Regions from separate parts of the Homo sapiens genome. Here region 1 is linked to region 2. Evidence: chromatin contacts called from ENCODE Hi-C data. All regions are on one chromosome and are shown on one strand. The core of a region is the stretch at or near the end of the contact, and the rest is flanking DNA. Distances in the headings are between cores, read along the strand shown. Region 1 holds the start of CRNN (cornulin). Region 2 holds the start of FLG2 (filaggrin 2).

Evidence for each region. Hi-C counts contacts between places; a loop is a spot of excess contacts on that map.
Region 1: a loop to region 2 is called in a map of heart left ventricle, with 2.4 times the contacts of the local background. The contact joins the promoter of CRNN here to the promoter of FLG2 in region 2. A Hi-C loop is called at or near these places in 2 of 168 maps with a recorded cell type or tissue (GM23248 and heart left ventricle).

The regions. Positions count from the first base shown.
Region 1 is chr1:152,410,618-152,416,921 of GRCh38, reverse strand. CRNN (cornulin) reads left to right here and starts at 2,659. Exons shown (of 3, transcript NM_016190.3): 1 at 2,659-2,708; 2 at 4,676-4,826; 3 at 5,979-6,304. The coding sequence starts at 4,689.
Region 2 is chr1:152,357,529-152,363,842 of GRCh38, reverse strand. FLG2 (filaggrin 2) reads left to right here and starts at 3,837. Exons shown (of 3, transcript NM_001014342.3): 1 at 3,837-3,887; 2 at 4,937-5,096; 3 at 6,196-6,314. The coding sequence starts at 4,959. The region is part of intron 7 of CCDST (cervical cancer associated DHX9 suppressive transcript); the gene reads right to left.

The DNA of each region.
Region 1 (6,304 bases), core at 1,410-3,909, 54 kb before region 2:
GACTGATGTCCTCACAGAAGTGTTTGTTGTGTAAGGCTATTATGGCCTTTGTGTAAGGTTGTGGTTTTTGCAGTCTTTTGTGATAGTTGTGTTATCAGGTGTACAAGCATGAGAACTCTCTCTTCGCAGCCTTCCTTAGCTCTATATTTGTCAAGGATTTTTTTGAAGACAAGTGACTCCATTTTGATTCTGACAACTTGCACACTAACTTATAACATCTCCTCACCAACTTTATAAACTAACAAACTTACACAGTCAATTACAGGCTCAGTCCCAATCTCTGCCAACTCATCTCCCCCAGCCCCACCTGCACACTTCAACCCACCTCCACTGGCCCAGCACACACATACAGTTCTTTAACCTCTACTTCTATGGTGCCCCAGCTCCTCACAGCTCAGTCCTGCCCCAGGCACACATAAAGACCTATTAGGCTTTGGAGGCAGGCAGACCTAAGTTCAAATTCAGGTCTAACTTCCTAGCTATGTGACCTTAGGTAGTTTACTTAAGTTTACTTACTTACTCTCTGTGCCTTGGTTTCTTCATCTATAAATTGGGTTAATAATACCTACCAAATATTCATCTTCTAGATACAGCCTCTGGCTTGTTACTTCCCTAACTTACCCTCAGTTCCCAAACCTTTCTGGAAGTTCTAAGCCCCATCAGAAAAAGCTTCAAACACCACCACAGAAGAAGGTCTAATCGGCTCTCCCTCTTGTTCTCCAACTTCACCCTCTCATACTGGCCTTCTTCTAACTCTGATCAGGCAGAAGCAACCTCAGCCCCCTCTTGCTCCCAAAGGTTGAAGCCCCTACTCTGCTTTTCCCTGGCTGGTATGCCTACCCCACCTTCACCCCAGGACTGGAGCCAACCTGTCCCCATGTAGACAGATCTCTCCAAACACAAAGCCTGCATCCTGCCCTCCTGCAGTCTGGAACTCCCCAGTGCTCTGTGCCCTGAGGGGAAGTGCTGGAGGCTGTGCTGTTGCTACAGGGCTGCCCTCAATACACCAGTCTCTTCAACCAAGGCCCTTACCATGCCTTCCTATCCTGTTGTTCCCTTTCCTGTCTGTTGCATGCTGATCTATAAGTGAGGATGGTAAAGATGGCTTTCCCTTCCAGAGTCACTCAGGAAGCTACACAGTATATATTATCTGCAAAGTGCCACTCAAGAGCACTCTTTGGGACTTGGCTTCTGAGCTCAGAAAACTTCCTCCTCAGGAATGGTTCTTCATGCATTGAGGATAAGTGTGATGTTCATAAGGTGCCAAAACTCAATGAGAGAAGAATAAATGGCAGCATGGTGCAACAGAGAGAACACAGGCCTGGAGTCTGAGGGGCTCTAGTCCAGCACCGTCTCCGCTTCACAGAGTGGCTACTTCTCTGAGGATTTCTCAGTGTTCTCATTTATGAATTGGGCTTAGCCATACCACCTCAGAGGATTGCTAGGGAGATCAAATAAGATGAGATGGTAATGAAAATGGAATAAAATCAAATGAAATGAAATGGCAATACCATTATCATTAACCTCTTGGGGACTTACCCCTGGGATGGCCAGGCTATAGACTTCATGAGAGTTGAAACTGCTGCCATCGTATTCAACACTGTATTCCTAGGGCCTTAGCCCTCTGCCTGAAATGGAGCAAGCTTTCCATAAATATTTGCTGATTAGCCACCAGTTGAGTTTCCTGTCCTTGCAATGAGGAGTTACCACATGATCATGGTAAGCCTTTTTTCTCATCAGCTACAAAATGCTACCTACCCATAGCATGGGGTGGGGAAGGTATTAACTTTTTTTGTTTTAATTAAAAATGAGACCAACTTTAAAGAGATGAAACTGGCTTTCTTGTGTCTCATACACTAGGTGTGAAAGGCACTTACAAAACAAGAATTCAAAAAATGTTCTAAGTAATAACAGTTCTAAGTAACATCACCACAAAAACATGTGTGCCCTCTCAGAGTGGCTACTTTGTAAAAGTTAACCTCAATAGATATATTCTTGAACATTTATATTAAAAAAGGAAACAGTGGCCAGGCACGGTGGCTCACACCTATAATCCCAGCACTTTGGGAGGCAGAGGCAGGTGAATCATGAGGTCAGGAGTTCAAGATCAGCCTGTTCAACATGGTGAAACCCTGTCTCTACTAAAAATACAAAAATTAACTGGGCATGGTGGCAGGCACCTGTAATCCCAGCTACTCAGGAGTCTGAGGCAGGGAATTGCTTGAACCCAGGAGGCGGAGGTTGCAGTGAGCCAAGATCGCACCACTGCACTCCAGCCTGGGCGACAGAGCAGGACTCCATCTCAAAAAAAAAAAAAAAAAAAAAAGGAAAGAGTCCCATAACTTTGTAGGCTCATAGAGACAAAGAATGTTCACCAGGACCCCAGCCTGTACCAAGCACTGCTGAGCCCATCACAATGGAAAGAAGCTTCCCTGTCAAGAGGACTCAGCTACAGAAGGTACCAAATGTGGTAGGAGGGGCCTGTTAATTAGACCAAGGCAGTCACACATCAGCAGGTAAAACAGAGACAAGAGGAGGTGTGGCTGGGCTGGGCTGGATCTTGGATGAATCAAGCCTTCCCATAGGGCAGGATATCCTGTCTAAAACAAGAGCCTTGGTTAAAACCCCTATAAAAGGTTCTCATCACACTGACCTGGTACTCCTCACACCACTTAACAGCCACTTGTTTCATCCCACCTGGGCATTAGGTAAGTCCCCTCATAAGAAACCTCTTTCTCATTCTCAGTGTCTTGGTGATCTGAGCTCATAAAACTGGGGCAGTCAGGTATGGACTATGCATCCTTCAGAGCTAGCTGTGAGCACTGGGCAAACCAACGCTACCGTTGGGAAACATGCTCTCCTGAAGCAATCAGGCTTTCTCCTCCTCCCTGAGGCTGGCCTGGGAGCAGCTCCTCTCACTGGGAAACTGTGTGGGCAGCGGCTATGGGGCCACCCATGTGCCTTCCTGGATCAGCAAAGGTTTCTTTTTTCTAAGGCTCTGGAAGCTTCTTTGCAGTGCTGAGAGTCTATGGGATCAGAATCAGTTTACTTATGCCAACCTAGACAATAAGATCAAACTGTGTCATGGATGAAGGGGTTTACATGATTCCCCTCTCCTACACCAGGGTGATATTTAGGCAAAATATGTGTAGATTTTTCTAAGGAATCTAAAATGTAACTAAAAGGTCATCTTATTATTTTATTATCTAAAGGTCAGTGGTTAAAGTCTGCTACATGGTTTTAAAAAAAAAGAAAGATATTTTTCATCTATGTTGAGGAAAACATCCCCAGTTTTTTACCTTGATGAAAAGTTTGCCTGAAATTGTTGGTTACCAGGTCCTAGAAAGGGTTTCTCCTGAACAGCCCACCTTTTGCTATGACTTACTGAGTCCTCATGGCCACACTAATCTGCTTTTTCTAGAACTCAAGTCTCCTTCCTTCCTTTTTTCTCTTTCTTCTCCTACCTATATCTGCCTCGTCCCATCCTCTCTCTGGCTTTCCAGCTGCTACAGGCTCCATCTCCCCTTGCATTTGAGACTTGTCATCTTTGATACCATCTCCTCCTTTGGGTCTCTCCAAGGCTTCTGCTTAATGAATCTTCAAGTCTCTTTTCCTTTTGCTCATGCAACCAAACCCAGGCCTCACCTCAACCTACCTCTAGATTTCTGGCTAATGAAAAAGAAAAGCTTTCCCTTTGATTAGGAACCAACTCATAGGTCACCAGAAATCTGGGCCTGATGGAGCCACGTGCCTGTTGGGCAAGCTGACTTCTCTGATAAGTCTCAGGGCTGTGGACAGAGGCGACATGCAGAGAAACTTGGACCCTCAGAACTGGAAGGCCTCCCACCCAAAGAAGGTTCCCCCCTCCTGAGCATTCCCAGCAGGTGGTAGCCCAGTTTCTTCCCACTTTCCCAAAAAAAACAAGAAGGGAGGGCTGTGTCCCTGGAATTTCTGCTTGGCTCCCATCCAAGACAGGGGTTGACTCACAGATGTATTTACTTCCTTTTGGTGTTCCCGATGGGACCCTAACACCCTTGTGATAAATAAATAAATCCTGTCCACAGGGTACATTCTAGAAAGCCCATTGCATTTGGGTTAAGGAAAAATGGATCCTAGGATTTCTTGGCTCCTTAAAAATTGTGTGGCCTAACTTCTCTGAGCCTGTTTCCTCACCTATAAAAAAAAGTGGAAATAATAAGGATTAGAAGAGATGATGTACAGGAAAGTGATTATATAGGTGTACAAAAATTATATGTGTGTATATGTATATAATAGCATAATAATTATATTTAATAAGGAGCACTTAATATAAGCCAGGCATCTGCCAAGTGCTTTTTATGAATTATGTCTTTAAATCTTCACAATAATCCCACAGAGTACTAATATCACCTTCAATTACAATGAGTAGTAAACTGAGGCATGGAGAGGCAAAGCAACTTGTCCCAGCTCACACCATACTTAAGTGGTGGGGCCAGCATTTAATCCTGACTCAGGAACCTGCCTCCATCCTGTGTGCTCCTCCTTCCCATACATAAGATGCATTATGTAGGAAAGGACAAAGGAAAACTAAAAACAGAGCTGAACGTGCAAGGAAAGACCTAGCAGCAGACGTGCTATAAAGGAAATAGCTGAGGTTGATTATGGAGCCTCCAAGGGAACTTTTCATCTTTTCCAGGTTGACTTCAAAGATGCCTCAGTTACTGCAAAACATTAATGGGATCATCGAGGCCTTCAGGCGCTATGCAAGGACGGAGGGCAACTGCACAGCGCTCACCCGAGGGGAGCTGAAAAGACTCTTGGAGCAAGAGTTTGCCGATGTGATTGTGGTACGGTGTGCTGAGCCGGGTGGAGAGGGGACATAGCAGGAGAGTGAAACCTGGTTTGCCTGCAGAGGCCTTGCCTGGGGAATTTGAGGAGGCAGCAGCTAAACCCAGGCCTGCCGGGACAGATGGCAGCTGTGCAGGCAGAAAAAAAGGTGAAAGAACCAGAGATGGTCATGGGAGTTGGCAAGTCCTGGCTCTTTAGATTAAAACCTTGGTTTTAATTAATTCTAACTTAAAGACAAGGTAAAAGGGCTCTAAAAGGACAACTCAGACAGGAGCAGAGCCTTGGAATATTTCAAAATGAAAATAATTGCTGCTTTCTGCCGCCTCTTAAATTTGATACAGTAAATATTTCCCACGTCTATCTGAAATGTAATCATCCATTCATAGACATTCATTAGAAGCATAGCTCTGGGCTTGCACGAAGCAGTTACTCAAAAATATTAGCAGACTGATCACATCAGAAATGAAATTTTGAAGAGCAGGTTGTTAATAGCTAGGGGGAGACTTTGGAGCCTCACCCCACCCCACCTGGCAAACCAGAACCAAGGCCTTGATGCACTTTCCTGTCTTTGGTTTGCATCTAAAGCAACCAGGATGATGATGGCCTTAGGGACAAGGACATATGGGCACAGAAGGATGCTGCATCCACATGCTCAGGGCAGCGCTGCAGGGGCCCACTGCTTCCCTCCCTCTTTATCATGGGGAAACATCTGGGCCTCAATGAGGAGCGCACAGAATTCCCATGGGGCTGTGTTCCCAACCTGCTGCTCTTTGTGCTGGGCCTGCTGAAGAGACTAAGGCCTCAGTGCCAGGGGCAAGGTGCCAAGGGCAGCCCAGACAGTCAACTTGAGAGCCCAAACAGTTGCATTGTGAATTCAATAATTTATTAACTCTTCAATAAATCTTTATCTAATTTTCCTGTAGCCCAGAAATTGTGCCAAATAGAGGCTACCAAACAAAAAATGCTCTCTACACTTGAGGGAGAGAGACGGGACTAAAAAAAAATAAAGGCAATTAAGTCTTGCTGCTGCTCTAGCCGTATGTGTGTGTAGTGTGGGGTCTGAGGCAGGGGAAGCTGGCAGCAGATTGGAAGGGACCTGCCCATGTCCTCCTCAGGGGAGGGATGCTGACTCCACCTCATCTTCTCCTCAGAAACCCCACGATCCAGCAACTGTGGATGAGGTCCTGCGTCTGCTGGATGAAGACCACACAGGGACTGTGGAATTCAAGGAATTCCTGGTCTTAGTGTTTAAAGTTGCCCAGGCCTGTTTCAAGACACTGAGCGAGAGTGCTGAGGGAGCCTGCGGCTCTCAAGAGTCTGGAAGCCTCCACTCTGGGGCCTCGCAGGAGCTGGGCGAAGGACAGAGAAGTGGCACTGAAGTGGGAAGGGCGGGGAAAGGGCAGCATTATGAGGGGAGCAGCCACAGACAGAGCCAGCAGGGTTCCAGAGGGCAGAACAGGCCTGGGGTTCAGACCCA
Region 2 (6,314 bases), core at 2,588-5,087:
TGTGCTAAGCATTATCCTAATGTTACCAAATTCTAAGATGTCTGTAATTGTCCCTATTTCACAGGTGTGAAAACAGAGACAGACTTAGAAATGTTCCCAAGATATTACAGGTAGTGTATGTTGGAGCTATAATACAAATTAATCTATCTGTCTTACTGCAAAGTCAATGTTTCTTCTACCACATCATACTACAAGCCAAGAACATCTCCCTAAACTGCTCTTACAGAAAACAGACATTTAATACACATCAGTGTCCCTGAATCAGTTCTCAGGTATCAGCTGTAAGTTGAGTTCATTGAAAACCCCCCAAATAGGAGTTCCAAATAGTTACAACATAGAGAAAATGTTTGGTTCTTATGATAGACAAAGACCCACTTGGGCCCTAAGGCAAGTTCTTAATTTGAACATGACAAGAAGTAAAACAGACTATTTTAACTTGGAGAACCTCCACCACCTTAAATAGGATGAAAAAAAATTAGCACGCATGGTGGCACGTATCTATAGTCCTACCTACTTGGGAGGCTGAGGCAGAAGGATCACTTGAGCCTGGGAAATCGAGGCTGTGTTGAGTCATGATCATACCACTGCACTCCAGCCTGGGTGACAAAGTGATATGCTGCCTCAAAATAAATAAATAAATAAATAAAAAATTAAAAAAATAAAATTAAAATTAAAAAAAGGATGAGATGTAGAAACAAAACTTATCTGGCATGCAGTGGAAAAGCCAAAATCTGGAACTTTCACAGGTCCAATTAAAGTTACTTTTAACATTCTAAGGTATAGCTTCCTCTTCAAGAATCCAGTGGCCAACGGTGCATAAGCTTCACCAAATGGGCCTAAAATCAAAGAGTCTGGTAGTGCCTAGAGCCTGAGCAATGTAGACATGGAATGAGCAGAAGGTGATGAGATGAGTAGAACAAGGCAGGAAGGAGGCCCAGACACAGAGAAATGGTGTAACTGACTGTGCCCTACCTCTGGACTTCAGGCCTCTGCTTTGTTGAGCTAAATAATCTTTCAGAACCCAGGAGGGCAAAAGTTTCTGCAGGTATCAACTCAATTCTTAAAACCAGCACTTGGATTTCTTTCCAAAGTGTGCATAGGTGTCTGTGAAATGGGGACAATAATTGTTCTCCAAAATCGCAGCTGAAACGACCTGCTATCTGTCCACTTGGACCCTGATACTAATAACACCTATGATTATTACAGAGGGTAAACTAAGGCATTAAGAAGTGAGGAAACTCACTTAAGGACATAGACATCATAAGAACAATAACTCAATTGCACATACTCTGTACACACACACACACACACAACGAACTGTATACTTTAACCCATTTCCCAATTAGGGAAAAAAAGTGCAGCTCACTGCCAGCACAGTATTCTGGGGGCAAACACAAAACAGATTAAAAGGTTGAAATTTATGATATGTGAATTATATCCCAAAAAAGGTGGTTTATTTTCAGAACCATGACTTACCTTCTAGGCAATGCTTTTGACAGAGGTGTAGTATTTCTACCTTTAAAAGCCACTAGTAAGTGGCTTCTAACTCATTTTTATCAAACATTATCAAGTACTTTCTTTGTGTAAAATGCTGTGATAGATTGTATGAAATATTTATCAAAATAAGTTTGCAGTAATTATATAGTGTACTAAGAATGTATTATATGCCAGGCAGGTACTAAGCAATTTCATATGTTAAGTAATTGCCACCTGTTAGGTAAGTGTTATTGTTCCCATTCTATAATTTGGGAGACTGAGGCTGAGAAGATTAGATAATTGTACAAGAAATGCAGTAAGAGGCAAAATTGAGATTAGAACTTAGGTCTTTCTGACTATAATTTTATCCATTATGCTAAGCAAGTAGAAGAGGAAGAGAGACCTAAATGCAAAGAATACAAAAGACTGAATAATGGAGTTCTGAACTATGGAGGAGTTTCAGAGTTCTCAACTATAATGCTGGAGTGACAGTGCAAAAATGCTTTAAAATTCTGTCTCAGTGTGGAGTCTGGGGCCTGAAAGTCTTTCTGACACAGCAGCCATCTTAACAAAAATGCACTTCCAAAAGATGCATATGATTGAAAATGACCATAGTATCCAACAGCAACCATAACTTTCTGTGTGGTTGTTTTGGTCTAGGATTCCTTGGCTATGTGAGCAATTGACATATTTCAAGGGCCTATTCATTAACATTTTATGAACAGACACTCATTCTTAGTGTTTACCAAGCTCTAGGTGCTGCCTAGATGGTGGAATGAATAAGATATGATGACTGGCCCAAAGCAATGCCCAGATAGGAGTTTATTGACTCCATATATGTAGAATATATATGGTTAAGTGCTAGGCTTTAGCATCGGCTAGCATGTGTATCTGTTCTAGTGCTGCTACTAACTAGCTGCGATTTGTAACAAATGTTTACATTGCTCTATGCTTTTATTACCTTATCTATAAAATGGGGTTATTTTGAGGAATAAATAGATAAGCATGTAAACCTACCATGTATAGAAGATAGTAAGCACTTAGCACTTAATGGTAGCTGCTATCCTCCTCATCATCATCATTATCACCTGGTAGCAAAGTACAGCAGAATTGGCTCTCCATGCTTAAGACTTACAGCTCTCTGATTATTTTTGTTACCCTCAAGTGTATTTGATATACTTTCTGTACATAAGTGAACATTTTCCCAAGGGTCCAGGCCCTAAACATGCCAGACTACCAGTGGATCGCAGAGTGCTGGAAGAAAGCTCACTCTAAATTCACCCTGAACATATCTGAAAACATTATTTTTATATATAGCCAATTACACTTTTCTAGCCTAGAAATGAGCCTTCACAAGGTCAGAGAATGTTTCCTCTCTTCCTAACAGCACTCTGTATGTTACTTTTTTATATTATTTGCGTTTGAGTGGGCCTTACACTCCTAAAATGGTGCATAATTTTTGCATGATAGTTATATATGATAAATACACAGAGGTAAGTTAGTATAATGGTAAACAGCAATTGCAATAAGGTAGATACAGGTTCAACTTCTGGTTTCTCTGCCTACTAGCTATGACCTTGGAGAAGATCCTTATGCTTCCAGAACCTGTCTCTATAAAATGGGATAATAAATACATATCTCGTATGAAGGTTGTGAAGATTAAATGAGGTGATAAGATCTAGTATTTGGTAACATAATATGGTAACTATAGTTAACTATTTATTGTATATTTTTAAATAACTAAAATAGTAGAATTAGAATGTTCCTACTACAAAGAAATGCTTGAGGTGCTGGATACCCCAATTACTGTAATTTGATCATTACACATGGTATGCCCATATCAAAACATCACATGTACCCAACAATTATATACAACTATGTACCCATAACTAAAAGTGCAGATTTTTTAAAGATTGAGATGGTTTGTTTAAAGTATTTAGCACATAGTAAATTCTCAATAAATGTCACTTTTTATTATTACAAAAAAGACATGAATTAGATGAACCTAGTGGCTCAGGTTCATTTTCAATTAAATAAGCATTTATTGTGCACCTTCCAAGTATCTTACACTCTGCTACTTTCTGTGGGTACTAGTTAAAAGAAATGTATAACATGAGTCCTCTAAAACAAAGTCTGTGCTTTTCACATGTATATGACCCTGAAAAAAAAGGTATCTTGCAACCATGTCCTCGTACTGGAAGGTGGGGCTGGTACTAGCCTTTCTGCAATCATCTGTAGATAACAATGTGAAGGAGGAAGGTAAATATGTAGAGGTGGAGTTAGGTTTGATGGAAAATGAATCACCTCATTCACTATAATCACTATAAGCTATATAAGGGTCATTATCCCAATCCATCGTCACCCTGCAAGCTGCATCAGGCTTTATCCTACTTGTTCCTTTGGTGAACCAGGTGAGAGAAAATTCATCCAGCTACATTTATGAATATTTGGTGTTGTCCATAGTAGAAGTCTAGGGATATAAGCTAAGGCAGAGTTCATGTATATTTTGCCTTTCTTTTCTTTTTTGTTTCTTTCTTTCATTTTCTTTTCTTTTTGTTTGCTTATTTGTTTGGTTAGTTTAGTTTATTCTGGGGCCTTTTTGTAGTTAAGTTCATTTTTATGGAGAAGAATAATGCAAGTAAAAGTTCACCTTCCTCTAGGCCATTCCACAGTCTGTTCCGAGTCTTTTTCCATGCCCTCTTTTCTGGGCTGTCCAGCTCAAACTGGGAGGCAGCTGGGTCTGTTGCAGAGTCCCTTCCTTATTCAGTGTTGGTTCCCAGAGCTCCAAGATCTAATTATCCACTAGTTAAACTGCTGCCTGCATTGCTGAGCTCTTCTTCTTGATTAATTAAAGAAAACAGTGTTTGGTCAAGTGCTTGACATTAAGAGAGTTCCTAAGCTCTACTGAGTTCTACTGTCTCATGCCTATGAAACACCAAGCTATTTTGAGCCCCTTTGCCCATTTTTAATTTGCTGAAGGCCTTAAGGGTCCAGTTTAGCTTCTGGTGCCCAGAGGATAAACAGATGTGCATGGTGGAAGGTCTGTCACTTTTGACTCAAGAAAAGCAGTGAAACTAGAAAGAGAGATTGAGGCAATGGTGTCTGGCTGGTTCTGGAAATTTTGGAAGCCTTAGAACAACACCCAGAATGCCAACACACTCAAAGTGTAGAGATACTATGTAGAGACTATACTTACCCATGACAGGAAATATAGAGACTTGAGGTCTATTCTCAGTTGAACCAGTAACATGCCAAGACTTGATCACAGAAAAGTAACTCAAAGTTAACAAAGTTAATTTTCATTGTGTTAAACGGGGTTGTATCATCCCTGGCCCATTCTTACGTTTTGAGATTTAAAAAACAAGAGGTTAAAAAAATCATGCTGGTTATTATTAAAATGAAAATTGCTGATAAAAGGAGAGAATATGAATAATAGGGTTCTTTGTTTTTCTGTGTCCAGGTTCACTTAAACTTGCAAAAAGATGACCGACCTCTTGAGAAGTGTTGTCACCGTAATTGATGTTTTCTACAAATACACCAAGCAAGATGGGGAGTGTGGCACACTGAGCAAGGGTGAACTAAAGGAACTTCTGGAGAAAGAGCTTCATCCAGTTCTGAAGGTGAGAGCCATGTGCCAGAACTGAAGGCTGCTGGAGTCCTGTACAAGCTCTGTTGTATGACCCAGATCAGCTAAAAAGTGCACAGCCCCAGTGAACTCTAAGCAAACTCTATGAGTGGTATTTTGGGGATGCCAGAAAGTCTGTTAAAGCAGCAGATATTTTAAAGAAAGTGAATGTTTCGTCCTCACTTTTCCACCTATGCACTCCTACCTCATAGACTCTCAGACTTTCTCATACACCCAGGCTTTTCCTTAGAAAAAGCAGAAAATAAAATTATACTAGGACACGAATTAATAAATTATCCTATCAAATGGAAAAAAAAGTATAGAAAGGGAAATCATCTACATAGGGAGTTGACAAAATAGCCATGATTAAGAATCAAAAATAAAATGCCAGCATTTTATTCCATCTACTTAAAAAGGACTCAGCTAGGCGCGGTGGCTCATGCCTGTAATCCCAGCACTTTGGGAGGCCGAAGTGGGTGAATCACAAGGTAAGGAGATCAAGACCATCCTGGCTAATACGGTGAAACCCCATCTCTACTAAAAATACAAAAAATTAGCCGGGCGTGGTTGCATGCCCCTGTAGTCCCAGCTACTCGGGAGGCTGAGGCAGGAGAATGGCGTGAACCTGGGAGGCAGAGCTTGCAGTGAGCAGAGATCGCACCACTGCACTCCAGCCTGGGCTACAGAGCAAGACTCCATCTCAAAAAAAAAAAAAAGACTCAGTTATTAACTTCAAAATAATAGATGATAAATTCCAACATGGAAGATATTAACATGTAATAGTTACAATTTATGTAAAACTTAGAAATACCAGTTACTGAACTTAGTTTATTCCACTCCTTCCTGTAGGCCTTACCTAAGCACTTAATCCTTTAGCCTAAATCCTTGAAATGTCTTCTTCTGAGGATCCCAGTAGTCTTTATTTTCTATTAACCCTTAACATTTACTGGGTTCTATTAACCTAAAGTAATCCTTTATTGGACTAAAACTACATCATGTCAAACATCCATAATTTCACAGCGCTATTTAAATGTGTTAGTTGAGTATGCAGGTTAGGCTGACCAGGTCTCCCTTGGTGTGTCACTCATATACAGAACCCAGATGATCCAGACACAGTGGATGTCATCATGCATATGCTGGATCGAGATCATGACAGAAGATTGGACTTTACTGAGTTTCTTTTGATGATATTCAAGCTGACTATGGCCTGCAA